Regions from separate parts of the Homo sapiens genome. Here region 1 is linked to region 2. Evidence: chromatin contacts called from ENCODE Hi-C or POLR2A ChIA-PET data. All regions are on one chromosome and are shown on one strand. Each heading gives the region's core, a stretch centred on a gene start or an enhancer-like site at or near the end of the contact. The rest is flanking DNA. Distances are from core to core; before and after follow the strand shown.

Evidence for each region. Hi-C counts contacts between places; a loop is a spot of excess contacts on that map. ChIA-PET counts read pairs that join two places held with the same protein, here RNA polymerase II (POLR2A). Pooled maps may share reads with other maps.
Region 1: a map of CD4-positive, alpha-beta memory T cell shows a loop between it and region 2 (8-fold over the local background). The contact joins two enhancer-like sites. A Hi-C loop is called at or near these places in 12 of 168 maps with a recorded cell type or tissue (B cell, CD14-positive monocyte, CD4-positive, alpha-beta memory T cell and 8 more), 32 of 37 single-sample maps with no recorded cell type and 19 of 50 pooled maps. POLR2A ChIA-PET finds 5 or more read pairs at or near these places in 5 of 52 experiments (A673, T-cell, WTC11 and 2 more).

Annotation. Positions count from the first base shown.
Region 1 is chr10:110,544,260-110,547,794 of GRCh38, forward strand. No RefSeq gene overlaps it. Among named protein-coding and RNA genes, the nearest start is that of SMC3, 22 kb to the right of the region's middle. Within about 2 kb of position 1,894, at least 2 of the 41 ENCODE cell types and tissues checked have a DNase peak (open chromatin) inside an H3K27ac peak, as active enhancers do.
Region 2 is chr10:110,412,922-110,416,965 of GRCh38, forward strand. No RefSeq gene overlaps it. Among named protein-coding and RNA genes, the nearest start is that of DUSP5-DT, 82 kb to the right of the region's middle. RefSeq lists enhancers at 1,323-2,522, 1,697-1,826. Within about 2 kb of position 1,735, at least 12 of the 41 ENCODE cell types and tissues checked have a DNase peak (open chromatin) inside an H3K27ac peak, as active enhancers do.

The DNA of each region.
Region 1 (3,535 bases), core at 644-3,143, 130 kb after region 2:
GTAAGGTTTCATATTCATAGGTTCTAGGAATTAGGGTGTGGACATTTGGGGGATTATTATTCTGCCCACCTCACCTGGGCAAGCCACTTTCTCTGGCCTGAGTTTCCTTATCTGCAGACCATGAGTCTCTGACACAAAACTCTTCACGATCCCTTCCAGGTTTTGCTGGTGGAAATATTTTGAGTGAAATCCAGGGGGACTGAGGTATAGAAACTGTACTCAATTTCTTATGGGTTTCCTTACTTCCTCCTCTAGAACTATACTCTCTCCTCTGAATGCTACCAATGTCATTTGTATGTAAGCTTTTATTTTATTTATTTATTTATTTATTTATTTATTTATTTATTTATTGAGATGGAGTCTCGCTCTGTCGCCCAGGCTGGAGTGCAGTGGTGTGATCTTGGCTCACTGCAAGCTCTGCCTGCCAGGTTCACGCCATTCTTCTGCCTCAGCCTCCAGAGTAACTGGGACTACAGGTGCCCGTCACCACGCCTGGCTAATTTTTCTGTATTTTTAGTAGAGATGGGGTTTCACCGTGTTAGCCAGGGTGGTCTCGATCTCCTGACCTAGTGATCCGCCCGCCTCGGCCTCCCAAAGTGCTGGGATTACAGGCATGAGCCACCGAATCCGGCCTGTATGTAAGCTTTTATTCATTGAAGGAGCCTGCATAGAGTGCTTACTATGTGCCAGGCCCTGTTCTAAGCAGATATGAAACCACTGAACTTTCCCTAATAGCCCTATGAACCAAGTGCTATTGCTATCCTTATTTTATAGAGGCACAGAGAGGTTAAGTATATCTTGCACAAGATCACAGAGTGGCAGGACTGAGGTCAAACTTCAGCTGTCTGGCTCCAGAATCTGTATTCTTAACCACTGGCCACCCAGCATCTCATCAAAGCCCTTGACCACAGTCATGAGGCTATTGCTTAAGTCTCTTCTCCTAGACTGTGGGCAGCTCAAGAGCAGGAGTCTTGTCTAACTCTGTGAATCCCAGCTCTGATAACAGCCTAGTACACAAATAAACCAAAATATAAGCATACTACTTATCTACTTGAGAGCCTCTTGATTAGGGCCATGATTGCAGGACATAATAATAAACATTTATGGGACACTTCAAAAGAAAACATAATCCTCATGCCAGCACTGGGAAGGAGGTACTATTATGATCTTCATTTTACAGACTAGGAAACTGCAGCAGAAAGAAAAAAGCTAAGTAATGTGCCCAAGGTCAGGAACTGGATTTGAGTTGAGAGCTGCTTGACTTCCAAGCTTGCATTGTGAAGGTGAGCATGAACTCCTTGAGGGCTGCAATTTTAAAGTTAGAACCAAGTTTGACTCTGGACAACCACAGAGAGGAACAAAAAAATGAACATTTTACTGGACAATGCAATATGCCAGGTTCTGGTGCCAGGTGCTTAACATAACTCAGGTAGTCCTCAGAACAACCTGGTTGTTCCGTTTCACAGATGAGAAAACGGAGGTTTAGAGAGACTAAGTGAGTTTCCCAAAGTCTACTGGGAGAGCCAAAACTGGGTATAATTCCACAATTCATCAACTTTCCACTATTACTAAGCTGCTGGGCCTCAGTTCTCTCATTTGAAAAGATGGAGTCCAGCTCAGCTTTTTTTTTTTTTAAACAACATTAAGTGTGTGCTTATTGTGTGCCAGGCACTGTGCTAAGAACTTCACATTTATTATGTAATTTCATCCTCATAACATTCCCTGAGGTGCTATATACTATTAGTATTATTTCTACTTTACAAATAGAGAAACTGAGGCTCAGACAGACATATGTTGTTACACAGCGACTCTGAGGCCCAGCCCGAGTTTAACTGAAGCTTGTTAGAATCATAAGCCAGACTCTTGCCTATTTTCCTGTGCGGCCTCCAGCAGTCTCTGGCAGCCTTTGGAGTGAGGACATCCTGTGTTCCTCCAGAATCAGAACAAGGCTGGGATGGACGTGGGATGAGTTCCTCAGTGCGTGGGCCTCTCTTCCTTTGGATTTCAAAGACTCACTTCAGTGAAGTCCTGTCAAAGTCAAAAGGTGACATTGAATGGACAGTCGGCCCAGGCTCAGAGTCCAGTCCTGGCACCTCAAGGGCTTGGCTATTTCCTCTGATCCTGTTGTCAAGGCAACCTTGGATCCCTTTGTGGTTCTGTGGTTATTCTCCCTCTTGTGTCCTTGTCTTCCTACGGTTTCAAGAGAATACTTTAGAGACAGCGGCTCCAAATGGCCTACTTGTCACTGATTGAAGGAGATGCTGACTTGAGATAAAAACAGTTCCTAGGACCCTTCAAGGCCTCAACTAGAAAAGGCAATTCTCTGTAAACACGTTGAGGGCAGAGGTTGTCTGTCTTATCATAGCTGTACCCCAGCACCTCACAGGATGCCTGGAACAGAGTAGGTGCTCAGTTAACATTAAGCAAATACATGAATGAATGAATGAATGAACTGATTATGCAAACGAGCTCCCTAAGCTTTTCAGGGGTTGAAAAACTGGGGCAGAGTGATGGGCTAAGATATGTGGCAGAACTAAGAATAAAAGTGCATGTGTGTGTGTGAGTGTGGGTCCCACGGCAAAGGCTCCACAACCCCTGTGATGCATTGGCCTGTGTACCTCCACCTCTCCTCTCCACGTCTTGTGAGCTAGAGCTGTTGGTTGGGTATAGACAGTTCCTGCCCACGCCAGGCTAAAGAAGCAATCTCTCTCTCTTTCTCTTCCTCCCACCCCCGTAAATTGTGGCAAAATACACATAACACAAAATTTACCATCTTAAGCATTTTTAAACGTATGTTGATGTTATTATGCAACTAATCTCCAGGACTCTTCATCATGCAAAGCTATCTCTTTAATCTTGTGTCCATCCCAATTTTACCTACTATTTTGAATTTTAGCTACAAATAGACCCTGGGTTTTGACCTCTGTATTGAGTCTTAGTGTGTTACAGGACAGTATTGGCGACCAACAAATGTTCACTGGGTAATTGATCTTACTCTGTGTTTTATTTTTTTCCTGCGTGCTTCAATTTCTCGGTTTACAAGCAATTTTGGCTTTGTGATGCATCCCACAATTACAAGAACTTCTTCACCGCCCTCTAGTGGTAAAGATGAAGATGTGACACTCAGAATAACCATTCGCCTTTCCTGCTGATGTTGAACATGGCCCCTTTTTTTCTGATAACTCGCTGGACTTTATATAATCCAAAATTGTGATTGCTCCAAAGTTGGCAGTTCATCCTCACTTTACAGATAAAGTTGACCTGTAGAACAGTGCTTCTCAAATTGGCTGGCGAAGAACCAGTTTTTAAAAGAATTTTAATCTGCAAACCAATCCATTGTACAATAAAAATGAATTATTAATACTGGACACATTACATTAAAAAACAAAGATATACAAAATTGAACCAAATTTTATTATCATATTCAACAGACAAAATTGCATTTCAATAAATATAATCAGAATAAACATAACGGGAAAAATAATTGCAAAATCTGTACATGTTTATTGAATGTGTGTATTATATGATTAATATA
Region 2 (4,044 bases), core at 485-2,984:
GCCCCAGCTCGCTCAGCTGGTTGCCCCTTTGACCCTCGGGCCTCCCTAGAGGCCTTCTCTGTGAACACACCGTAGCATCTGTCTTCTTCCTAGCACTCATCAATATTTGTGATTGTATATTTATTTCTGTGTTTCTTTAATGCCAGTCTCCCACCTAGATGATAAACTCTGTAAGGGCAAGAACCAGGTCTGTTTGGTTCTGTGTAAGGTGGTGGTGAATTACCAGTGTAGGCTCTGAAGCTTGGACTGCCTGGCCTCATATCCCAGCTCCCCTACCCAGCTGTTCTTTGATCTTCAGCAAGTTGCTTCTCCTTCCTGTGCCTCAGTGTTCTCATCTGTAAAATGGATATTTGAATAGTAGTACCTGCCTCACATGGTTGATGGGAGGAATAAATGAAATTATATATGTAAAACATTTAGCATTGTCAATGGCACATTGGAAATTGTCAATAAACATTAATTATATCAATAACAAGCCACCACCACAACTTAATAGCTGAAAACTGCAACCATGTAATTGCTCACAATTCTGTGGGTTGACAGTTTGGTCAAGGCTCAGCAGGGTGGCTTGTTTCTGCTCCAGATGGTTTTGGCTGGGCTCACTCTTACATTTTTGGTCAAGTGGCTTGTTGACTGGGACTGCATAGTCTAACTTGATGGGCTGTTGGTGGAGGCTGTCAGTGAGGGAGGCTCAGTTCTCCTCCATGTGGCCTCTCCAGCAGACTAGCTGGGGCTTCCTCATGTGGTAGCTGGGTTCCAAGAGGGCGAGAGCAAAAGTCAAGAGTCACTTTCGCAGCATTAGTCAAAGCAAGTTACAAGGTCATCCTAGAGTCAAAGGACAGAGAAGTAGTGCTAGTTTTTGTTAGGAGGAGGTGCAAAGACTTCCTGGACATTTTTCATCCTCCATAGTTGCTTGTTCCTGAATCTAGCATGGTATACTCAGGTGCATGGCCCAGTATGCATTTAATAGGTATTTGTTGAAGAAATAACAAATGGATGTGCAGAGGAGAAAGAAACTAGAGGCTCGAGAGGAAAACTGATTTGCTCAAGGTCACAAAGCAAATGAGCGGCAGCACCAGGACGAGAAACTAGGTCCTGGCGCTCAGTCTTGCCTCTTCCCGTTGCATCAATCTGCTCAGACAGCTGCCTGAAGTGGGGTTGAATTCTTCAAATAATTGCCTCACTCCTCAGCTTCTGTTGAGCCTCTGGAGATATATCTAGAAGGTCAGGACTGTGCTTGCTTCCTGAAAAGTCTGGGGATGGAAAGAAGGGAGCACTTTTCATTTCCCAGGGCATAACGCATTGCAGAAAATGATCAGAGAGCATCAGCAGTCCTCCTTGGGTTCCACTGTATGTGGCCAGCGGCCAGGTTGGGAGGTCAGAGACAAAGGCAGACTCCAGTATAGACGCTCTGTGGCCTGCTTCTCATGTACCTGCTCTCACACACGTGTGCACACACACATACATGCATGCACCTTCTCTCGCCTCTCTCTTTAAGGTCTGGAAGAAAGCTACCATAAGTTTGAGCAGTTGGCCACATGGTCTCATTTGGGCTCTCAATTGGACTAGCAATTTCAGGAATTTGAACAGCAATTTTTGAACAGGGAGTTTGGGGAACGGCAGCAGGGGAAAGTTGGGAGGCGCAGAAGGGGTTGTGAAATGCATGCTACAATTCCGTCATCAGCCCCTTCCTGTTGTTCTGGTACCGGGGGGAAACCTGGGCTGGCAAGACTGCGCTTCCTCCATCTAGAAGCTTTCCTCAGGCCTGCTGAGTCACCCACCTGCTGCGGGGAATGCACCTATTTTTAGCCTGAGGTAAATGAGCCCTGTAGTCACCCAGACCACATTCTCTTGGGTGTCTTTGTCACAGATGGTGTGGCCGGATGGGGACCACATTGAAGAGACCTCACCCCCACCCCTAACAAGGTCTCTTCCTCTCCTTCCTCTGAGAAGCCTCACTGCACAGCAGTGACTCACATAACCCCAGGAGAGAATGCGGCAGAGGGTGGCAGTGGGTGGCATACCAAGCTAGTGGGGGTGTGGCGGGGACAGAAGTAGTTTATCACTGACGTTGATTAGAATTGCTGGTGCATCACTGTTAGTCAGTTTATTATTGTTTGTAATTTTTCTGTAGATGATATGACCTCTTATTGTACCCATGTGCACCATTCCTATGGCCCCGTCCTTGGGGACACCACTGCTTGGGAGTTAAGATGGTGGAGATCTGGACCCCAGCAGCCTGACTAAAGGAGGCTTTACTACTTACTAACTGTTTGACTCAAGCAAGACCCTTTACCACTCTGAGACCCAACCTTGGAGCTCCTGGTCTGGTACTCAGGTCACAGAGGCTGGTAATGGATTCACAGGATTGAGAGCAGGAAGGGCACCAAGATGTCATCCCTTGCTCTATTGAGGTGAAAATGGAAGCAAAGAAAGGGGCAGATGCTTGCCTGTATCAGATGTCCAGAGACCCCTCTAAGACCTTGTTCAGGCAGAGCCACCTGTTAGGTAAAAGGTTGGTAAAAAGCAGGTGCTGATGACAAGGCCACTGTTGGTCAGAACTATTTCTACTTCAGTCTGTATCCAGCCCCTGCACCCAGTATAATGTAGTAGAGTATTTCTCGGAGAAGGGTGTGTGGACCACCTGCATCAGAATTACCTGAATCCCCTGGGGTGCTCATTAAAACTGTGAGTTTCTGATCCCCATCCCAGACTTGGGGGTTTGCTCCCAGCACTGTCACTCACTAGCTAGGGAATTTGGGGGGTGTCAAACTATCTGTGTACCACTTTCCTCACCTATAAAATGAGGCTAAACCTCCTTATGTACATGTGAGGGACAAATGTATTTGCATGGGTGAGAGGTGCAGCCCGTCGCCTGGCACATTGGAGCTAGGCAACTTGTGATTTGAGTTCTTAGTATTTGTTTCTTATCCCCAGGCAGCTCCTGAAAGGCTTCACTCTTCTGCCCTGGTGCAGAAACGGGCCCTACCTCTTTCAGATTGGCCTGGAGCTGTCAGCTACCAGTGACTTCCAGAACCAACTTGCAAATGTCTGCCAATCAGTGGCACTGCTCAGACCAGAGCTCAGATAAGATGTTCTGCAGTCTGCTGAGAAAATCTTCCAACACAGTTGTGGGACACAGAAGTCACTCACCAGAAACACTGGTCATATCACTTCTCCTTATCTCTCTTCCTGGTGACGAAGCCCAATGCCTGTGAGATCTTTTTAAACAGAACCCTTTTTCCAAATAAGATTTGACCCGACACAGGGCCCCAGTGTATGTGAACAATAAAAGCTTCACTCCACTAGTTTAAATATATTTTCTAAGAAGTTCAAGTTTCCAACATGTTACTGTGTTACTTATGAAATCAGTGTGAACACAACTGAGGTGAGCTCCAGTGTGTGAAAATCACGTATCACTTCTAAATGTGCATGGTGCTGCTTATTACAAATATTCAAGTAGTTTAAAATACATTTTGGGCCAGGCACAGTGGCTCACACCTGTAATCCCAGCACTTTGGGAGGCCAAAGAGGGAGGATGGCTTGAGCCCAGGACCAGCCTGGGCAACATAGGGAGACCCCCATCTCTACAAAAAAATTAAAAATTAGCTGGGTGTGGTGGCATACACTTATTGTCTCACCTACTCAGAAGGCTGAGGTGGGAGGATCACTTGAGCCTAGGAGCTTGAGGCTGTAGTGAACCATGATCCATGCCACTGCACTCCAGCCTAGGCAATAGAGTGAGACCCTGTCTTAAAATAAATAAGTAAAAATAAATAAAATACATTTTGGGAATTATATTTGAATTGAGTATTCACAAAAGCCATGAAGCTCCCTTGGAAAAAGCCAAGATTTTGGTTAGCATGGTTTGCAATCCCTGGAGGATTCCAAACACCTTTTACTGGGTAAGGACATAGAGGCCTGGGTGGGAGAAGGGCTACATCAATCCAATAAGTGGCCAGCTTTGAGAATCAAGGCCTACTGGATCTCAAGCCAGGGTTCCTCCCATCTGCCCACATTCCTAGCCTGGCCCACCAAGTGGGA